Linked DNA regions of Homo sapiens: all the other regions are linked to region 1. A link is a loop called in an ENCODE intact Hi-C map of the cell type or tissue named here. Cell type or tissue: mammary epithelial cell. All regions are shown on one strand. Links, peaks and the distances in the headings refer to the core of each region. The heading gives the core; the rest is flanking DNA.

Evidence for each region. Hi-C counts contacts between places; a loop is a spot of excess contacts. Peaks named below come from ENCODE experiments on the same cell type or tissue, not always from the same donor. Only the 100,000 strongest peaks of a DNase experiment are listed, where the experiment ranks them.
Region 2: it touches region 1 in a loop (2.6-fold over the local background); 77 of 110 quality-filtered maps call a loop at or near these places.
Region 3: it touches region 1 in a loop (2.3-fold over the local background); 56 of 110 quality-filtered maps call a loop at or near these places.

Annotation. Positions count from the first base shown.
Region 1 is chr13:98,567,282-98,574,754 of GRCh38, forward strand. All of the region lies in intron 1 of STK24 (serine/threonine kinase 24), which reads right to left. Among named protein-coding and RNA genes, the nearest start is that of STK24, 6.1 kb to the right of the region's middle. RefSeq lists enhancers at 600-1,101, 3,126-4,325, 3,953-4,002 and silencers at 4,854-5,148, 7,336-7,395. In mammary epithelial cell, for the core only: no CTCF peak of the experiment used is centred there; a DNase peak (open chromatin) is centred at 3,830; H3K4me3 peaks cover 520 bases; H3K27ac peaks cover 2,604 bases.
Region 2 is chr13:98,481,230-98,488,702 of GRCh38, forward strand. STK24 (serine/threonine kinase 24) reads right to left here. Exons shown (of 11, transcript NM_001032296.4): 3 at 1,036-1,092. Among named protein-coding and RNA genes, the nearest start is that of FARP1-AS1, 49 kb to the left of the region's middle. RefSeq lists enhancers at 1-127, 3,111-3,802, 3,239-3,408, 3,469-3,548, 3,949-4,028 and 1 more. In mammary epithelial cell, for the core only: a CTCF peak has its summit at 3,697 (motif pointing right); DNase peaks (open chromatin) are centred at 2,052, 3,332 and 3,832; H3K4me3 peaks cover 177 bases; H3K27ac peaks cover 2,694 bases.
Region 3 is chr13:98,463,786-98,471,258 of GRCh38, forward strand. STK24 (serine/threonine kinase 24) reads right to left here. Exons shown (of 11, transcript NM_001032296.4): 6 at 2,591-2,776; 7 at 1-51. Among named protein-coding and RNA genes, the nearest start is that of FARP1-AS1, 32 kb to the left of the region's middle. RefSeq lists an enhancer at 1-433. In mammary epithelial cell, for the core only: a CTCF peak has its summit at 3,032; no DNase peak of the experiment used is centred there.

The DNA of each region.
Region 1 (7,473 bases), core at 1,131-6,130:
CCCTCTGACGGGCTATTCGGCATCTGTGGCACACGTGTGCCCCAGTCCTGCACCGACCACCACGGAACATACGACCAGACTGATGCCACCTCCGCCCTGCCAAGAAGCACATACTCAATTCTGGACCAGGGGGTTGGAACCCCAAAGCATCATAAACTTAAGCAAGCGTTTCTCCAGAGAGATCCTATGAGGCTCCCGGACATCGTTCTGTGTCCACAGGATCTTGGGACCAAAAAAATGAGAGAAGCAAGAAGAGCAGGTTCTCAGTTCAAGTTGGGGAGGTGGAGGCCACCGACCAGTAGAGAGATGGAAAAATAAGCAGACATGTATACTGCTGTTTATTTACAGGGAGAAAATAAGAGGCACAATCTCATGATGAAGAGAACGGAGGCTCCGAGTTCTTGCCCGCCGCCCTGGCCCAGCAGTCAGTCCTAGCTCTTGGAATTTCCTCACCTGCCTGGCCCTGTCTTTATTCACCTATAAACTGAAGAATAGCAACTTGGAGGTAGAGGGGTCACACAGACAGCAGCATCTAATTGGGTCAATCCTGAAATCCCACTAAAATCATAAATCTAAAAACCACCACATACCTGAAACAGAGAGAAGACAACTGCAATGAAATCTCAGAAGCTGGAAAGTAGGTAGTGGTTTAAAAAAAAAAAGGGGGGGGGTGGGGAGTAGAGGAAGACAACGCTAAACCGGAGGTGCAGAAAACAGAGAACTTTTTTTTTTTTTGGAGGCACAGTCTCGCTCTGTCGCCCAGGCTGGAGTGCAATGGCGCGATCTCGGCTCCCTGCAACTTCCGTCTCCTGGGTTCAAGCAATTCTGCCTCAGCCTGCCAAGTAGCTGGGATTACAGGCGTGTATCATCACGCCTGGCTAATTTTTGTGTTTTTGGTAGAGAAGGGGTTTCACCATGTTGGTCAGGCTGGTCTCGAAATCCTGACCTCAAATGATCCACCCGCTTCGGCCTCCCAAAGTGCTGAGATTACAGGCATGAGCCATCGCGCCGGGCCAGCAGAGAACTAACTTAACTCACAGTGCTGGACCCCCGGCTCTCAGGAACTGACGGCACCAGTCCCTCTGCCGGGGGAATGAGTGAACCAGGCAGAGCCTCAAAGTCAGCCACAGAAGTGGGTAGACAGCCAGACAGCTTGCCCCACATCTCACAGCCAGGCTCCCAAAGTCAAGGAAATGATGAAAATATATTATCTGCAAAGGAAGGAAAAATTGAGGATATATGGACCAGGCTGCAGCAGACACAGCCGGAAGCAGAGGCAGCATACTTAAAAATGGGGAATGAAGGCCGGGGATGGTGGCTCACACCTGTAATCCCACCACTTTGGGAGGCCGAGGCATGTGGATCACCTGAGGTCAGGAGTTCGAGACCTGCCTGCTCCACATGGTGAAACCTCATCTCTACTAAAAAATACAAAAATTAGCCAGGCATGGTGGTGGGCGCCTGTAATCCCAGCTACTCGGGAGGCTGAGGCAGGAGAATCACTGGAACCTGGGGGGGCAGATGTTGCAGTGAATGAAGATCACGCCATTGCACTCCAGCCTGGGTGACAGAGCGAGACTCCATCTCGAAAAACAAAAAAGATAAAAGAATATTTGAGGGCCGATGCAGAAGGTTCACCATCCAAGTAATAAAGTTTCAGAAAGAAAGAACACAGAAAATGGAAGGGGGGAGGGGAATCAAAGAAAAAAGTCAATGAAAAGATCTGAGTCGCTTCACAGAAAAGGCCTAACCAAGTATCTGTCACGAGAAACGAAAACAGCCCCACTCCAAGCCACATCATTGTGAAACTTCAGAACTCAAGGAAAAAGTTCAGATCCCATTAGGTCCAGGAAGAACAGCACAGCCTGCACACACAGAAGCCGGTGCTGGCAGGGCCTCCATCTTCAACAGCAACACTGGAAGCTAAAACACAGTGGAGAAACACCTTTAAAATTCTGGAGGAAATGAATGTCCACCCTGCAATTTTACACCATGCTAAAATATCAACTGAGGGAGAAGAAAAAAAATTTTTGAAAAGCCTGTCTCCCACGCTGCCTATTCACAGAAAATGGCGCACTATATGCCCAACCAACATCATGGCATAAACCAAGAAAGAAAATGACAGCAGAGACAAAAAAAAAAAAACAAAAAAAAACAAAACAGATATTCAACACAAGAGAGCAGCAGAAGGAACCCAGAGGATGAGAGCAAAGGAAGACCAGAGGATGGGGGTGGCACAAGAAGCATAGAAGATACGCAGGTGACGAAAGGCACAGGTGCCACCCGAACTTCCTAAGACAAGGTTGCAACAACTACAGAGTGCTGGGATGAATGAGAAGCATTACCAAAAGAAAAGAAATCTGATCAGTAACTATGGTTGAGTAATAATGGCTGGGCTGCAGATCCGTCTGCAGTCCATTAATGTACACACCGCATTCTGACCTCACTGACATTACAACATCTCTCTGCTGGGGGAGAGCGGGGAGCCCATGTGAGGAAAAGAGGCAAGCGGAAGAGAAGTAAATCCTCATCCGCAGGGTCCAAAGTCTATAGACAATGCCTGAAACCAGGAAAAAAAAAAAAACACAGGCAGAAATTTTTTTTTTTTTTTTTGAGATGGAGTTTCACTCTGTCACCTAGGCTGGAGTGCAGTGGCACCATCTCAGCTCACTGCAACCTCCGCCTCCCAGGTTCAAAGAATTCTCCTGCCTCAGCCTCCCAAGTAGCTGGGAATACATGCGCCCACCACCACGCCCAGCTGTTTTTTTTGTATTTTTAGTAGAGACAGAGTTTCACCATGTTGGCCAGGCTGGTCTTGAACTCCTGACTTCAAGTGATCCACCTGCCTCAGCCTCCCAACGTGCTGGGATTACAGGCGTGAGCCACCGCCCCCGGTCAATTTTTTAATGTTCCTCATAAACTAAGGAGTAACAAAAACAAAAATCAACCAGGAGAGATCAAAGGGGCTGCCCTCGGGGAATAAGAAATGGCGGGAGGTGGAAGCAGCTGCTATCTTTCCCAACCAACCTTACAAAACTACCCATTAGACATTTCTAAATAGAAACTAAACAAAATCCTAAGTAATTACAAATAAAACAAAGGATGTGGACCTGTAACAGTTCTTTCAAACCTTACGGCCTAAAATTCTCTTAAAAAACAGGAAGAGACTTAAAATAATAGGAAGATAAACCCCAGCTACGTACTTGGTAAGCATTAATTTAAAACTTGAAATGTTCCCACAATGTATTCAGATACCAACAGAGCGCAGAACAGAAAAGGTTTCTTTTGCTGACGAAGAACCCTCAAGAAACACAATGGAAGGTCTCTAGAGTCAACAATGTTGTTCCCTGGGTGCGCATAAAGTGACTGGTAACCACCAATTTGGGATGTTTCACAGTTTGTACCAAGCAAAGGCATATCTCAGTTTATTTCCCCTAATTTAAACCTTGCAAACCAGGGAGCCATTTAGGATTAAGAAACTCCATAGTCACCCTCAGGAGGCAGGTTATTTTTCCCAAAGCATTTGGCACTTATATTTTTTATAATTTCCACTGCAAAAACATGAATTATGGGAAATGACTGCTACAAACTACTCCGACGACAGTGGCTGATTCTACGCGATGAGACATGGATAATAGAGTGCAACTTCTATTTCCTGCACTCACACCACCCACAAGATTCCATTAATGATAATCAGCTGAGCTAAGGCATTAAAAGGCACAGAAAGGTGGCTTGGGTGTGGTCCACTTCCTGCAGGTAAGGAGCTTCCACAAGGGCAGCTCTGAATCATCGGGAGTAATCGCCCAAATAAAGAGCTAAGGGGCCCGTTTCTCAGGAGACCATCGGACGCCTGGACTGCGGCTTTAGAGTGTGTGTAACCGCACAAGCACAGCAGAAAGTAGCAGTGACCATCGACAGGCTCCTCCCTTCAGTAACTGCTCACCCTGCATCTTGCACCAGGGTCCTGGAAAAATACTGAACTGAAAATGAAACTCAACCTGCACCACATTAGGCAGCTCAGCTCTACGCATCAGACCGTAGCTCCAAGAAGAGCATCAAAGTCAGAAAGAGGGTGGGAAAGCAATGATGCCAGCCGCCACCTGCCCATAACTGCTCAGCACAGTTAGCAAGCTAGAAAATCTCATCTGACCAATTCCTACTTGAAGGTCACTTGCTTTTATGTGACATGCTATCAAGAATACTCCCAGATCTGAGACTGGACTCCTCCAAAAGTTTGGGTTTTTCTAATTTAAAAAAACCTTGTGACCATCCTCCCCCTCAAAAAAGAACACTTTCAAGCAAAACAAATTCTTACCATTGTTACATTTTGGAACACGGAGTATTCAAAATAGGTTTTTTGTTTTTTTGACACTTACATAGGCAACTAACTAACAAAACAGTAACTAACAGTAACTGAGTACTTATTACTCTTTAGCACTGATCAGCAAAAAGGATCATAAAGCAAGAGGAGTAATGAGATACTATAAAATGTTCACTGAGAGTTCAAGCCACGAAGCTGAGTGAATGCTAAAAAAATCCACTTAGGCTGTCCTACTGACACCTGGGCTCCCCACTCGCATCCCTGGGCTTCCTCTTCCCTGAAGTGCTGCAATGCCTTCTAAAGGGGCACCCAGCACTCCCCACACCTGAGAAAGCAGGAGCCCCAAAGAACAGGAGATCATCTGCTCAAAAATGTGCCATACTTCCGGCTGTCTACAGATGCAAGGCCTCCCCCAGGCCCACAGGCACCCCACTGCCTCTTCAGCTCCAGGACCGATCTAGATCTAGCCCACCAGAAGCTGTGTCACCGCTTTCCAACCATGTGCCTTTGCTCACTGTGTCCTCAGTCACTGCAACCTTCTTAGAGCACATGCCCCAAAGCAGGCAGCCGACCTCTTGAGGACAGGATGGACTGAGGCTCTGAACTCTGCCTCCAACGACTCCGGGCACTATACTCTGCAGGCTCCCCTGTGCAGTCCAATGCTGTCAGTCACCAGAGCACACTCCACAGTTCAGCAAGTCCCCAAGGTGCTCTCCGAACCCACGTCTCGGATGTCCTGACTGTCCACACCCAGTGACACACCAACCTTCCCCCAGGGTGCAGATGGTAACAGGGTAACTGGGCAGGCACCTCCCAAGGAAGGAACGGAAAAGAACCCGTGGAAATGTGACACTAACAAGAAAAAAAAGTACAAGAGCACTTAAGCCACAATTAAATGCAGCTGTCCTGTGTTTGCCTTCATTTCCCAGACTCCCAGAGTGCACAGGCTTCCCTAGGGTGGAGCAGAGCACTTGAGAAAAGCTCCCCATGTTCCCAGACTGGCCATTAGACACCAGTCTCACTATCCTGATGCAAGGGGCATTCTCAGCAAAGGTCTATTTATCCAAGCAGCAAGAAAAACAGAAGGGGAACGAGGGGGACAGGATGATGTTAACAAGACAAACTTCAGGTTTTTAAGCTATTCCTCTAAATTATCTGTATTTTCAAATATGAAACTATGTTAAACTTACAACTTCAAAACATGGTAAATTAACCAGGCCCTGCAATATGCAATACATGTGACGTATATAATTCAGTATTTTTCAAACTGTGGGTCAGGAATCAGTGGGCTGTGAAATCAATCTAGTGTTGCAACCAGCTCCTTTTTTAAATATACCACAACAGCACATCACAAGCACAGGCTGAGCATCCCTGATCCAAAATGCTCCAAAATATGAAACTTTTCAGCGCCAACATGACACTCAAAGGAAATGCTCATTGGGAGCACTTCTGATTTCGGATGTTCAACAAGCATATAATGCAAATATTCCAAAATTCGAAACACTTGTGGTCCCAAGCATTTTGGATGAGGGATACTCAACCCGTAGTAAGGATTAGTACGGTCTCCTGAAACTTGTTTTTGATCCTGATGTAAAATATATTTCTTACATGGGTCACGGTTCAGAAAAGTTGAAAAGTGACTGATAAAATTTTGTAACAGAAATGTGCAAACCAAAATCTCATTTTTAAATCACATTTCTGCAAACTCAAAGCCGATTGGTGTTCCTGCCTCCATCTGAAGCTTTTCTTTTAATCTCAATTGAGTGAAACAACAAATGCTCAATGAAAGACGGAGTACTTATAGCCACAGATCAGCCTGATTTCTTTATGTTTATTCGTCACTATATTCATTCAGTTTCTGATGTCTATTTTTTTCCCCTACTGAAATATAAAACTGGGGTTTAAGAGAAAAAAAGCAAAGGCTTCAGCAACTTTCATTAAACATTTACTTTAAATGGTAACCTCATTCAGATCTACCACTTTCAACCCCTCCCCTAGGACCTGGCACATGAAAGTTCAATAAGGGTTGCTGATTGAATAAATTAAAAAATCAGCCTCCTATTTCTAATTTCTTTAGCCAATCTAACTAGCAATGAGATAAACTTTAATGTTTGCAAAAGTAACCATAAAACAGTAACACTGCATGATGAGTGGGAGTAGGAGGAGTAGTAGTTTCCAATCACAAATTTGCCACATAATATATGATCTCACCTTGGTCAGTTAAGTCTTCCTTGGTCTCCACATCTACAAAATGGTATAATATCATCTACATCTCAAACGGTACCGGTAAGAATCAAGAGGCATAAAAATGATTTGCAAAACATTGAAAAATGGTGTTTATACTAACATGGTTGTTATTTTTCAAGCATCCTTGCCTAGGCCACCTGAATTCACTCTGCTTTATTTTTTTATTTTATTTTTTTTTTTGAGACGGAGTCTGCCTCTGTCGCCCAGGCTGGGGTGCAACGGCACAATCTCAGCTCAACGCAACCTCCGCCTCCCGGGTTCAAGTGATTCTCCTGCCTCAGCCTCCCGAGTAGCTGGGATTACAGGCGTGTGCCACCACGCCCAGCTAATTTTTTGGATTTTTAGTAGAAACAGGGTTTCACCATGTTAGCCAGGATGGTCTCGATCTCCTGACCTCATGATCCGCCCACTTCGGCCTCTCAAACTGCTGAGATTACAGACTCTGCTGTCTTTCTAAGCCAACTCCTTATAAGCCCTGGTCAGGAGACAAGAAAAAGGGAGGGCTATGAGGCCTATCAGAGCAAGCCATAGAAGAGATACGGACTTCTCTCCTCCCATTTAGCAGACAACAGTCGAAAGCAGGTGTGTTTTTAATTGAATCTTCAGCAACAACTCTTAGGGAAGCCTCCCAGGGCAGTAGCAACTGCTAATTTGAAGTAGAAAATAAATGTGCTGTTGTTTTTCTTTTGTGGGGTGGGGGAGGAGAAAAGAATGTTCTTCCCCAAATGATACACTGTTACCATACAGTCTGTAGATGTACTTAGGTACAGGAATGACTGGCAGAAGCCAACTTACCTACCTCTAAAACTGTAAAACTGTAACAGCTGAAAATCTGATCATCTTTTCCACTGAGAAACACTTAAGATCTTTCATACTGAGAAAACAAAATAAAAACAGTTCCCATG
Region 2 (7,473 bases), core at 1,652-6,651, 86 kb before region 1:
GCTCATGACATATGCTGGTTATCTGTAAGCACTGCATCAAAACCCAATAGGAAGCCATGTTTTACACAAGCAAATCACAGACCAGGACGGTACAGCCACCCTCCACCTGGCTTCCACTACCTTACATGTGGACTGGAGGCCACAGAAGGCACTTGAGGGAGAGTTCAGAGGAGACATCTGGTGCGGGCCAGCCCCACCTCCACACCCTGGGAGCGCTGGCAAGCAGGGAAGTGTGTGTTCCCCTTAGGCATGACCACTGCTCCCACATCCGACATCCGACCTTCATAATCACACCCTGCCCCTTACTTCCAAAATTACAATATTACATGCTTATTTTGGAAACTAAGTTGTCATGTGAAATATGAAACGATGAGATAACAGCCCTACAAAAGTAAATAGAACCTGTTTCAGAAAATAAGCTACCCAGCTGTTCTCAGTTGAGATAATTCCAGGCATGATCCTTCCTTGCTTCCTTCTATGAATACATTTATTGGTTTCCCATGAAACAAAACAGCTGGTTTCAAAAGCAGACAGACAGGCATGAGCCACCGCACCTGGCCTATAATCCCAGCACTTTGGGAGGCTGAGAGCGGGGATCACTCGAGGTCAGGAGTTTGAGACCAGCTTGGCCAACATGGCAAAACCCTATTTCTACCCAAAAACAACAACAACAACAACAACCACAAAATTGGCCAGGTGTGGTGGCATGCACCTGTAGTCCCAGTTACTTGGAAGGCTGAGGCACAAAAATCGCTTGTACCCAGGAAGTAGAGGTAGCAGTGAGCTGAGATTGCGCCACTGCACTTCAGCCTGGGTAACAGGGCAAGACTCTATCTCAAAAAAAAAAAAAAAGGTAAACCAATAATTTTTAGTGATATATAAGAAGCAAAAAAACACGTAAGGAATAGTTTGGTTCCTTTTTTAATGCAACTTGAAAGAAAGAAAAAGAAATGGATACATGCAATGGATTCTTTAAAACCCAGGTTTCCTGAGAAAAAGCTTTGATACGTATTCTGCATCCAACATAATACTTACTAGATCTAGTGCGGAGCCTCCACCAAGATATTCCATTATTATCCATAATTTTGTATCCTATAAAACAAAAAAAAGAAGAGAATCATTTTCAAAATGAATCCAGGAAAATTTTTTTTAATAATCAAAGGGTATTTTTCACAATTATATTGGAACTAGAAAGTTTTACAAACATGTACCAGCACGGGAAGTGTGTCAAAGTGAGAGCTGTGCAGGGACCTCCAGAGTGCAGGGACACCCCCATCATGCTCTGGGAGGGAGCTGTGGGGTGTGCTCGGGGGCCCGCACCTGACTCCCCAGGGCTCCAGGGCATGCGTTCCACCGACTGCCCCAGGATCTCAGAAAGCAGACTGGGTGTTTCCATTTTTAGGCCACTTCACTGGGGGATCCTCAGGCACAGTGAGAGCTGAGAACTTGCAGCCACTTGAGGCAGTGGTGTCACACACATCGGGAGAGCAGTGCCAAGGCAAGACCCTCTCCTCTTCCTCCCTCCTGCAGCACTGAGCCTCCCCTGCGCCCCCCACCCCCTACCGTGTGTCTCCAGGTCCCTGTGAGTGGAGGGGCCGCCTAGCGTGGCCTCCGACTCACTTGCCTGTTTGGCAGAAGGGCAGCCAATTCTAGCACCTCCCAAAGCTGCCACAGTCTCCCCTCAGGGAGCTTTCCAGAAAAGCAGGTCTGTCCTAACATGCATGTCTGTGTCCTCTCAAGGCCCCGGCTCTCACAGTCCCCAGCTCTGCGCCTGCCTTCCCTGTGGTCTCTCTTCAAGCTACTCAGCCCTCATGACTTGCAGAGTTCTCTTTTTAAAACCACAAATCCCAAAGTGCTACTCCCTGGAAAACAAGCCCGCAAACCTGTCCGCCCTCCTTGGGGAGCCAGGCAGTGCAGGGCACGGGGCAGCCTGGGCAGGGTCTGGATCCCGACTCCCACTTCACGACCTAGGGGCCCGGGCAGCTGTCTCCTGAGCTTCTGCACGAGGCCTTGGCCAAGAGCCTGGCCACGGCGAGCAGCCAAGAACCCATGGCTGGCACGGGACGCCACCGCCAGAGTTTGGGTTCACAGTGGGTTCACGGGGTTCAGACGTCAGCCTGCTCCGCTGCTGACTCAGGACTCGGTGGTGGCTTTTGCACACATGGAGGAAAAAAAAAGAAGAAACCTTTTTTAAGGCTCTTTGGTCCCTTTGGGAGAGCACTGAGTCCGGCTCTTAGAACACCCAAGGAAGACCCCTCAGTTCGCCCCTGACTCCAGGTCTCACTGCGCTGACTCCAAGTGAGCTCACCCTTTGAGAACACGCCCCAACTTCCCAGGCCTTTTTGCTTTTGGAGGTTCCGCAAGTCAGGAAAATGCTTCACTTGTCTTCCCTCCCCACGCCCTGGGCAAACTTTACTTTTATTATCTATTGCTCTGATTTTCATTTCAGGTTTACTTCTCTGCATTTTCCACTTAACAGCAAACTCAAGTGCTCAGGGACAGCGCTGGTGTGCTCGAGCTCAGTAAATGTTAACTGTGGACCCTGTGACCAAGGAAGAGTAACTCGTGTTGACTCTAGGGAGGCGCTAACGGTAAGATGCACTGCATTTATAAAATACATTCCTCTCACAATTCAAACTAAATCCTGCCATCTGGAGTTGATTCTAAGACAGTCCAAATAAACAGCCCAAGTTTTAATGTATGTTGAATGCTTTTCAAGCGTTTAAATGCCCTTGACTGCTAAGATAATAAAGACAACTTCAGTCTTGACCGGACAAGTGCGGAAACCTCGAATGATGTGTCTGACACCCAACTCAGAGGGACAGGCATGTCGCTCATTCAATAACCATCCAGTCACGGGCACCTGCCTTGAGGAGGCTTGGTGATCCCAGGTTCTGATTTCAGGGAAGCTTCCATCATCAAGAGTGTCCTTCAGCACACCTTCATCTCACACACACGCTCGCCTGCAGGCTTCCACAATGCTTGCTCCTGGGGAATGGGTATGCCACAGTAAGCTCTTCCAGGAAAACACCAGTATCTTTCTAGATGGCAAAGGAAATCTAAATCGCTTTTCCCTAAGAGAGCTGGGAACTCTGACGTTTCTACTCCCACTCCCTTTTTAACAGCTGCTGTTTAACTGGTTTCACTGGCTCCCATCCCTTCTATTTTCTGGGCATTAAGTCTGCTCACAGCAAGGGGAGCTCCCAGCAGGGAGGTAATCTCCCCGCCTCTTCTCCCACTGTAGCCAGCTGTGCAATATGACACCCTGGGAAACAATCTTTTGCTGACTTAGGGGACTGAGGGTCACCAGGCAGCTTCCTGGAGCAGCAAGGCACAAGTGACCACCCCCTCGTCCTTCTGCACTTCCAAAGCTCCGCCCTCCTCAGTTCGCTGCTCTCTCAATCTGACCACGAAGGTACGTCACCACTTGCCAAGCAAACAAGATAAGTTTCACCTGGCTACCTTCTCCTTTTAAGGAGCCCTAGCAAGACACCTCAACCAAGTTTTCTGTGTCGCCCTGATCCTTCTGGGGACGTGCAAGCAACAACAGAACATCCAGAGCTCTCTACCCAGAGCAAACCCCGCCTCAGGACCAAGGCCGCCTCCTTCCTGGAGAGGAAGATGGAGAAATAACACAGCCTTCCCGCTTCCCTCCAACTCATTCCTGGTAGCAGACGCGCTGGGTGGCAAGGCTACCCAGACACAAGGCTCACCAGAGGGCACTCAGGAAACCAGCTCAAGTCCTTATTGAGGTCACTGCGTCTCAAATACCCGGGCTGGGCCTGTGACTCACACACCAGCACCAACAACCAGGGGGTGGGATATTGCATCAGGAAAAGCTCCACTCTGGGTGGAACCTGCTTTTCAACCTCATTGGGTGTGTCACCGCCCAGTGGGTTCACCTTGCCCGCTGCCTAGACAGAGCCGACTCATCAAGACAGGGGAACTGCAGTTGAGAAAGAGTAATTCACGCAGAGCCAGCTGTGCAGGAGACCAGAGTTTTATTATTACTGAAATCAGTCTCTCCGAGCATTCGGGGAGAATTTTTAAGGATAAGCTGGTGGGGTAGGGGAAGCCAGTGAGCCAGAAGTGCTGATTGGTAAGAGATGAAATCACGGGGAATCAAAGCTGTCTTCTTGTGCTCAGTCAGTTCCTGGGTGGGGGCCACAAGATCAGATGAACCAGTTTATTGATCTGAGTGGGGCCAGCTGATCCATCAAGTGCAGGGCCTGCAAAATATCTCAGGCACTGATCTTAGGAGCAGTTTAGAGAGGCTCAGAATCTTGTAGCCCCAAGCTGCCTGACTCCTAAGCCATAATTTCTAATCTTGTGGCTAATGTTAGTCCTACAAAAGCAATCTAGTCCCCAGGCAAGAAGGAGGTCTGCTTTGGCAAAGGGCTGTTACCGCCTTTGTTTAAACTGTAAGTTTCTCCCAAAGTTAAGTCAGCCTGTGCCCAGGAATGAACAAGGACAGCTTGGAGGTTAGAAAGATGGAGTCAGTTAAGTTCGATCTCTTTAGTCTCAGTCATCATTTTGCGAAGGCGGTTTCAGGTTTGCAAGCATTCCAGCCGCTGAAGGTCGGCCCGGGGGACCGGATGGAGCCCGCTAGACACAGGCAGCAGCTGCACCACCGCCTGGCACTTCTGGGGCTCTCTTCCTGTGCTCTATGCACCAGCCATTAATGGAGGAGGACCCTAACACCCAACGCCAGCCACTAAGACAGCAGCTTTCCCCTCCTTCCCACAGAAATGGGAGGAAGCGGAAGAGGAGCAGGGACAGGAACACATGGACTCGGGGAGGGGAACATCACACACTGGGGCCTGTCGGAGGGTGGTGGGCTAGGGGAGGGACAGCATTAGGAGAAATACCCAATGTAGATGACGGTTTGATGGGTGCGGCAAACCACCATGGCACATCTATACCTATGTAATAAACCTGCACGTTCTGCACATGTACCCCAGAACTTAAAAGTATTAAAAAAAAAAAAAAGAAAGAAAAAGGGGACAGAGTGAAGGCCGGGTCTCAGTCTTCTGGTGCCCATACATGTGGGCCGCACTCGCGCCACACCCCTGCAGCACTGCACTGGGAAGGTAGGACAACAGACAGTCAACATGGGCGCCAGAAGAGGGCCCTGAAATGTGCCTCCAATGAGATCCCAAAGAATCGTTTCTACCACTACCAATCCTAAGGAAGAAACCTTCAAAGGTGAACACACGGATAAGCTTGGGAAAGCAAGAGACAAGCTTTGGGGGCTGCAGGCAAGGCTCTCCTTCACAGCCACACCAGGGATCCTCCACCCCAGCACTGACTTTTGGAGCTGCTCAGCTCTGCTGCAGGCCTCCCCCATGCACTGCAGGGTGTTCAGCAGCACCCCTGGCTCTGTCCACTAGATGCCGGTGACACACCCCAGGTTCTGATAACTGAAAATGTCTCCAAACATCGTCAGTGTCCCCCAGAGGGCAAAATCACCCAACAGAGAACCGCTGAACTACACCCACGATGGACGCTGACAAATCTGACATGGTTCCTGACCAGAAGCACCGTTCAGCCATTCTTCCTCGTCTTGGCTTACACACTGAAACTCCTGCAGCAGGAAGACCAGCTCTTACCAGGAGACATCAGGCAAGTCATTTAAACCCTCTAAATTCTTCATCCACAACAAGATGGGAATCAGATCGGTGCTTCCAACCTCACAGTTCCAAGTGACAATTAAATGAGATCATGAGTGGGAAAGCACTTGGCAAAATTCATGGTGCTCAACAGATGCAAAGTGCTATCAGCTTTATCAACATCATCACCCAGAAATGCCTCTGAATAACCTGGTAAAACCAAAAGGGCCCAATTAACAATTCTAAGTAGTTTCTAAGCAAAATGAAGCCTGGTACAATGATTCACGTATTCTGCACCAGAGGCCTCATGGCAGGAGCGTCTGAGTGGCAGCCTGTTCTCCGGGAAGGACCCAGCTCTGTCCTGCAGATGTGGAACCACTGTCCTCATAAAACCTTCCAAACCATGACTTCTGAGGCACTCATTCCCCAAGAAAAATAAACCAGCAGGCTTCTCAACACAATGATGACTTTAATCGAAATAATTTCATGTTTTTTCAACAACCTCAAATAACCTAAGTTATGAATGACCTCGTGATACAATTTTCTCATCAGGGAAATAAAAGTATTCATTTAATTAATAAATTCTGGAGTGAAAATTTAAAAGGTGCCAAAGTATATACAGTGAGAAGTCTCCCTCCCACCCTGGGCCCCCATTACCCAGCAAACCAACCGTCCCTGCCCCAGCAAGTCATCACGACATCTAATGTAACCTCAGAGAAAAATAGTTATGCACATACGAGCAAATACCTACAAAACTTTACCCCCCTTTTACCCAAACGGTGGCATTCTACACACACTGTTGTTTACCTTGCTTTTTACCTAAAGTTTCTTAAAGAGCAGTCCATATGTAAAGGACTTCCTCATTTTTTTAACCATAATTAGCCCATGCCTTATTGAGCTCACATTGTTTCCATTTTTCGCTCTGACGGCCCAGGTGTCAAGGAAGAGCTGTACATTTGTCAGTTTTGCTGGGTCCTGGAAGCAGACCTGCTGGGTGAAGGGACTCCATCTGAATTTTTAACAGATACTGACAAGTGACCCTCCAAAGAGGCTGTCCCATATATGGCCTCAGCAGTGTCTGAGGGTGCTAATTTCCCCCTTTCCCATGCCACAGTGTCATCAAGTTTTATTTTATTATTATTTTTTGGTCATTTTTATGGACTGAATTGTGCTTCCCTCTCCCACACACCCACGATTCACATGTTGGAGTCCCAATTCCCAACACTGCAGAATGTGACTCTTTAAAGAGGTGACTGAGTTGCAATGAGCTCATTAGGGTGGGCCCTGATCCAATACGGCTGGTGTCATAAAAAGAGATGAAGACACACACACACACACACACACACACACACACACACACACACACACGGGAAGACCACATGAGCACACAGGGAGAAGACGGTCATCCACAAGCCAAGGGGAGAGGCCTCCCAAGAAACCACCCTACCAACATCTTTCCAGGTTTATTAGCAAACGAATTCCTGCTGAAGGCTCCCAGTCTGCGCTACTTCGTTCTGGCAGCCCCAGCAAATTAAGCCAGTTATTCATTCATACACAAAGGATGCTTCAGGGGAGTTTTATTTATCTTTCTCCTATTGTAAGGCTGAACATCTTTATATATTGAAGAGTCATGCATATTTTCTTTCCTGTGAGCTGTGTATATCCTTTGTCCATTTTTCTATTGGGTTACTGACCTTTTTTTTAAAGTAGGAGTTTTTAACATATTGGGAAAGTTCGCCTTCTGTAATAGGAGCTGCAAACACTAGCTTTTGCTTCTGGTAATTTTTGCTTACAGAAATTAATTTAATATAGACATACTATCAATAACCATAGCACTTCCAGGCAAACTTGCCCCAAAGTATTT
Region 3 (7,473 bases), core at 645-5,644, 100 kb before region 1:
TGCATTGCGTAGTATAAACTTGTGCTTCAATAACTCCTTAGCAGTGGGTCTCTGGAAAAACACACCCAACAATTAAAGTATGAGATGAAGTTCTTGGTCCTACCCCAAAGGACAGACTTCTGCCTCAAAATGTCAACCGCCACACTGACACCTGATGGCTGGACTCTCTACTCCACAGCGCTTCTCACTGCAACTCACCCAAAGACGAGTCGCTCAGGACCTACGCCTGGGCTCTGGGTGCTATGGTGGGCAGGGCACTGTCTTTCCAAGGATGTCCCTAATAAATACATTTTCACAGAAAACTCTGCACAGAGCTTCACAGGGATCATTTAAGAGAGCTTAAATGATCTGGTCGGGCGCAGTGGCTCACGCCTGTAATCCCAGCACTTTCGGAGGCCGAGGCGGGCAGATCACGAGGTCAGGAGATCGAGACCACCCTGGCTAACATGGTGAAACCCCGTCTTTACTAAAAATACAAAAAAATTTAGCCGGGCGTGGTGGTGGGCGCCTGTAGTCCCAGCTACTCAGGAGGCTGAGGCAGGAGAATGGCGTGAACCCAGGAGGCGGAGCTTGCAGGGAGCCGAGATCGCGCCACTGCACTCCAGCCTGGGCGACAGAGCAAGACTCTGTCTCAAAAAAAAGCTTATCTCCTAGTTTATAAAATACTTTATGACAAATGCTGACAAAATATATGTTCTGTGTTGTTTAACTTTTTTTTTTTTTTTTTTTTGAGACAGTTTTGCTCTTGTTGCCCAGGCTGGAGTGCAGTGGCACGATTTCGGCTCACTACAACCTCGCCTCCCCAGTTCAAACGATTCTCCTGCCTCAGCCTCCTGGGTAGCTGGGATTACAGGCCTGCACCACCACACCAGGCTAATTTTTTGTATTTTTAGTAGAAACGGGATTTCACCATGTTAGCCAGGCTGGTCTTGAACTCCTGACCTCAGGTGATGCACCTGCCTCGGCCTCCCAAAGTGCTGGGATTACAGATGTGAGCCACCATGCTGGGCTGCTTTGTTAACTTTCTGTATTAACGTTTGGCCACATCCAACCATATAATAGAAATGTCAATTTGGAATTATCTCAGAGAAACTGGAAAGGAGCCAGGAGATCCCCTTTTTCCTGTCTGCTGAAAGAGCAACTGGATGCGCTTCACCACCAACTTTCCCGGTTTAGAAGGGCTATTTCCCAGGTCCCTCCCTCCCTTCCCTTGTGATTGGGCTGAGGACTTCACCCATGCCCTGGGCTCAGCATGGCCACCGCAAGCAGCACCTGGTCAGCTGCCTGCCTTGAGGATGGCGATAGTGACAGGGAATGTGCTTCCCAAGGAAACCAGCATGGCCCAAATGGGAACAGACAGCAGGAACACCCAAACACCGAGTCGAACCAAGTTCCCACTCACTCCAAATTACAAAAGCTTGATTACAAGAGCCAAGCATGTTTTCAGATTCAAACTCATGAGAAACGTGGATCACCTCAAGTATTCTCCCTCCCTGTCCATCCAAGGGTGAAACCCCAACTACCCCGGAGGTGCTCATATTCTCGCCTCTCAGCCAGCTCCTCGGTAGCTGTGGGGTGGAGCTCTGTGTGCTGGGGCATAAGCCCATACAGGACACATGCTTTGTATGGGAAGACATGCCTGCACACATCTCCACTGGTGCTGGTGCATGATGGCTGCAAGAAACATCATCGTGTAATAAAATGCAGAGCATCGTGGCATGCAGGACAAGCCCCACCACCACCCGATGCTGATGTAGTCATCAAACACTGGTGTGGTGGTCTCAGCCTGCATCTCCTTAGACGTACTTAGAAAATGTTGCATTACCCATTTAATTCCTTTACCAGAACTGGCATATTAGGAAACCATGGTGCTCTTGTAAAAGTAACCACCCATTTTTACATAAGAGTTAAGAAAAGGGGGGCTCAGCTTAGCCTTCAGCTAACTCTGCTGGAAAACTCAGAAACAAAACAAGGACATATGGTGCTACCTCCAACACCAACACACACACACTACTTTCAAAGAAATGTCCTAATTCAGACAGAAAATGAGGCAAAGCCACACAGTCGTTACTGCTGTATGGCTCTGCCAGAGTCTATTAAACCTAAAAAGAGAAAGTAGGCAGGAAGGGGAGGGGAAGAAGCACAGAGGGTGGCTTGGTTATATTTTCTAATCTTTTGTTTCCTAACACATGCCACCTGGAAAGTGAAAACATTTACTTTAAAGACATATTTAGCCATTTGTTTCCAGCTAACCTTTGCCATTATTAAAAACAGTGTAACAGTTTATGGCCTGATCTTCTATAAATATTAAACATTTATGATTCCACATTTAATATTAAGGAGAATATTCTTCAGATTCAATGAAGTATGAGATGGCAGAAATCTAAAAGAAAATAAGGAGATTTTTAATACTTAAAAATTAAAATGTATTTGCAAACCAAAGAAGTCAATCATACTTACTTAGAAAAAGAAAAATGAATAATACCAGGAAGACAGCTGAAAAGAGTGATTAAAGCAATCCCAACAGGATGTATCTCAACCAAGTCAAGCCGCACATGAAGAGGTACGCTGTGATCCCTGGGAAACTTACAAAGCTCGGCTCCTTATTCAAACAGGCCTCCACAAACTCCTTGAGGGGTTTACTGTAGTTTCCTTCCAACGTCGGTGGGTTGTTCTTTGGAATGAGGAATAAAACTTTCATGGGGTGCAGCTCGGAATGAGGTGGTTCCCCTCTTGCAAGTTCAATAGCTGTTATGCCCAGGGACCAGATGTCTGCCTGCAACAAGAAAAGCATCTTTACAAACACCAAGCAGGAATCTATTCCAATACACAGTATTTAGGGGGAAAATGGTAACATGTCTCAATACTTCTGAGGTTTTGAAAAAGGTATTTTTAACTGATATTTAAAAACATAAGCCCTCGCTGTAATTTCAAAAGAGACAACAGGAGAAACTGTAATATGCCAAATGTTTTCTGCCTCTACATGGAGATGGCTTATCAATTCACTCCTACTACGCCTCCTGCTGGATGCATTCGGCATTCCCCGTGGAGTCCCGGGGGCCAGCAGGACCAGTAAGAGAGGTGAGCAGAGAGGAGGAGTCCGGAGTGGGTGTACGCTCGCGAGTCACCCCCTCCAGCAGTGCTTAGAACTTAGGGCACAGCTCTGAGGTCGAGAGTGGGCACCTTGGTCTCAAGATACCTGGGTTGAAATGCCAGTTCTACAGTCAAAGTCCTGTGACGTTAGATGAAAGAGCTAACCTCTGAGCCCTGTTTCTCTCATCTGTAGAATGGAGGTGGAAGAGGAGGAGGTGGCCATGTAAGGTGCCTTACCAGGGGCCCAGAACTTAAAAAAGTTTATTATGAAAATGTTCAAACATACAAAGAACTGAGAAATATTAATATAATGCATCCTCATCTACCTATTGCATGAATTTACTAATTAACATTTTGCCATACGAGCTTTGTCCATGTGTTCCCCGAGTATATTTTAAAATCAATCAGTCATCATGACATTTTCCCCCGAGTATTTCCGTGTGCCAATATACAGACTTTTTACTACCTATCAGTGCCTGAAATTAACACGAATTCCTTAATGTCATGTATAATTAAATGTTCTCAGCTGTTCAAAAACTGTCATTCCATGGTTGGTTTATCTGAATCAGGATCCAAAGTCCACGGGGTACAACTGACTGCCAGGTCGCTAAGGCTCTTTCAACCTACAACAGTCCTGTCCCCAGTCTCCCCAGGGACATCAACTTAAAGAAACAGGTCCCAAATTCGGGATTTGTCTGGTGGTTTCTTGCTGATGTCATTTACTGTGTCTCTCTAGTGTCTGCATTTTCTGCCGAATGTCCCAGAGGAGACATCTGCAGAAGCCGTGTGGCCCCACTAGGACATCTCAGGTCCAGCTGCCCCACCTCCTTCTGCCCAGCACAGGCCTGTGGCACAACCAAGCAGTTAGGCAAAGGAATGAATTCCTTGAATGTGTCATGTCAATGAGAAGAGCCAGGCCATCCTAAGAGGAACTTGACAGCTGATGAGACATTGACAGCATGTGACACCAATCCCCAAACAGGACAGAGGCCGACAATGAGGCAGGACATAGTCCTATATGGGCTGGCGAAAGACGAATGGGGACTGGGGTAGAGAACACGCCTGAGTCTGGTACAGCTTTCCTGCTGTTCTCACTGTGCACTGGAATCCATCATTATTCCAAGAACTTCAGTGAGAATCGAATACATCTCTCACACTCACTCTACAGCAAGGAAATGCATAGGCGGAAGCATCGTTGTGGCTGCAGGGTGCTTTAACTATCCAGAGGATACACTTACCATGTTCCTGCAGCCTTAGTGAGTACCAGAAATCCCTACTGGAAGCCCCCAAGCCCAGCAGTCCATGGGAATGATGCCTACGGCATATTCTATTTCCTTATTCTCAGTGAAGATGAAAAGCTGCCAGCAAGTCTTGTTCTAAATTCTTTCTACTAAATCTTGTACTGAAGGGGTCAGTCTAGAAGAGCTGACGTTGGAAGTAATACTATTTTCCTTCCCTCTACAACTTGGACTCTGCTTTATCTTGCATTGCATTATCTTAAAAATCAGCAGAAATGCAACTGATCCCAGTCTCTTGCCCCTAGGAGCAGGGAAGCAGGTGCATGGGAGCACAGGGTGGGCAAGCACCCAGAACTGTGGCAGCGACAGGAGGACAGGAGTGAGCAGGCACAAGGAGGGAGGACCGAGGAGGGGAGAGGCAAGAACAGAGGTGGCAATTGTGACTCTTGTGTGGCAGCGGTTCTCCACACCAACAGGTGGCTCTCAAGTTTGTGTGATTCCACATCTGTCTGCTTCCCCCAGGCCTCTCAGATTTCATTACAGCTACTGCTGTTTTCAAAGCATGCTGTCTCCTGGCCACACAGACCCAGAGCCTTCTCATTTGTAAGGGTACATAATAGTTATATGAATTTTTTCTGGTACAAGTATACAGTGTGTAACAATCAAATCCGGGTAGCTGGGATCCCCCTCACCTCAAACACGGCTCATTCCTTTGTGCTGGGATATTCCAAATCTTCTCTTCTGGCTATTTGAAACACAACAAATTATTAACTACGGTCACCCTATTGTGCTACTGAACATGATCTCTGACGGATGCACCTCCAGACCTCCAAGCACCTCTCAACCAGCTAAACACACTCGGTGACTGGCAGGCAGGCCCTGGCAGAAGCCGATCTCTGCTGAGAGTACGTCGGTGATGCGCTTGCCTTGATTTTACTCAGAGGCCCGAGGACTTGCTTTCAGGTTCAGGGACAGATAATAAGCAGGCGGCCGAACGCCTGCTTGCGAACGCCTGCTTCTGCACGCAGTGTGCACCACGGGAAGTTCACTGAGAAAACCCCTGCTGGCCCCATCTGAACGCAACCCACGTATCAGTCTCCTGGCTTCCAAGGAGGGCAGCCAGTACAGCACCATCAAGAACAAACATGGGGGCCAGGCGCGGTGGCTCACGCCTGTAATCCCACCACTTTGGGAGGCCGACGCAGGCAGATCACTTGAAGCCAGGAGTTCGAGACCAGCCCGGCCAACATGGCGAAACCCCATCTCTACTAAAAATACAAAAATCAGCCGGGCATGGTGGGCTGCACCTGTAGTTCCAGCTACTTGGGAGGCTGAGGCAGGAGAATCATTTGAACCTGGGAGGAAGAAGTTGCAGTGAGCGAGATCATAAGTCTGGGTGACAGAGCAAGACCCTGCATCCCCCCCCCCAAAAAAAAAAGGCGGCGGGGGGAGGACATCCTACTAGGTAGCCATGCCAGGGACACGAGGGTCACCCAGCTCCTTAGGATCCCCTCTTTGGACCCTCCTAAATCCAGCTGCAACCCAGGGTGTATGGTTCCTGGGCTCTCAGCACCCTGCGTCCCCTCTACCCCTCCTAACTTTGGATTAGTCTAAAGGGATCTCTTCTCCCCAGGACTTCTGTAGGGGGCTCCCAAGTGGTCTTCCTGCCTGCTGGCTCTCCCACCAGACATCTAACTATGAGTAATTTGGAATCCTGGACTGGCATGTGAATCAATGGCAAGCAATTTGGCATACAAATCGAAAGCCACAAAAATATCCAAACTTGTTAAAACCAATTACTTCGATTCCTAGGCATCTCTACTACATTTTAAATTTGGAAAATGGTATGGGCTGCCCAAAATATTCAACAGCAGCATTACTTATGTTCAACCTCAGAAGAATGATTAAGTTGCTATGGCACATTAACTTAATGAAGTAGGATGTACTCAACAATGTGTTGATAGGGAAACTCATAAATATAATTGAGTTTGTCTATTACTGCTTCTAGGAAAAATGACAGCAGATCAAGAACTTGTGTCTGAGGTTTTTTTGTGTCTTTTGGCAGGGAGGGGACTCACTCTGTCACCCAGGTTCAAGCCATCCTCCCACCTCAGCCTCCTGGATAGCTGGGACTATAGGGCATATCACCATGCCCAGCTAATTTTTAAATTCTTTGTAGAGGTGGGAGTCGGGGGGGCAAGGGGGGGTCTTGCTTTGTTGCCCAGGTTGGTCTTGAACTCCTGGCCTCAAGCTGTCCTCCCGCCAGGGACTCCCAAAGTGCTGGGATTATAGGCGTGAGCCACTGTGCCTGGCCTATGTCTGAGTTTTAAAGTAAACTTTATGTGGGGAGCAGGCAGTCATCTTCCAAAGCAATTAAAATGAGGTGGAAGGAGAGACCCATTTGGGAAAGATATGAAATTAGACATTAAGACACTGCTCACAGAGAAAACAAACAGTGGTTTCTAATATAAGCTCCAGTCAAAAGCTGCAAATGCACACATTAACTGCGAACGAATCTTCTCCTGGGGCATGCTCCTGAGTGACCACCCTGAGTTCTCTGTTACTGATGGTTCTGGACTCTCCTCAACATTGGGAGATGTGGGGATCTATGCAACAGCATCCTACATCTTCACAATATCATGTCAAATAAAGTACGCTAGCTACACATCTGAAGATACAATTTAAGTGATTTTAATTATATAGAGAAAATAATTCTAGAAGAAACCAACTCTATAATCAAGAAGAAAACCAGGGATAACCCTAAATCACAGCTGTAATCAATCAAAACAAAATCTCATTTGATATAAGCTTATTACTTAAGCAGATGCGATCATTAGGAACACACTTGTAACTGGCATCTAGAGGCGTATGTGATGTTTATGACCATTAAGAGCAACACAAGGTTGACCAAAGTGGCCCAACATTACTCATGCAAAAATAAAGCCTGCTGTCTCCTGGTTCACATTCTTCCCTGGCCCTCAGGGCTCATCCTCCCAGCCAGGCCTGTGGACAATTCCTGAGCCGTAGGCAGGAGCAGGGAGTCCATGGGCTCAGTGACCAGTGACAGGAAGGGCTGGTACGCAGTGCAGTAGACAGGCTGGCTGCCTGGGTTCTGGCAGCCCATCGGCTCATCCCACCACGC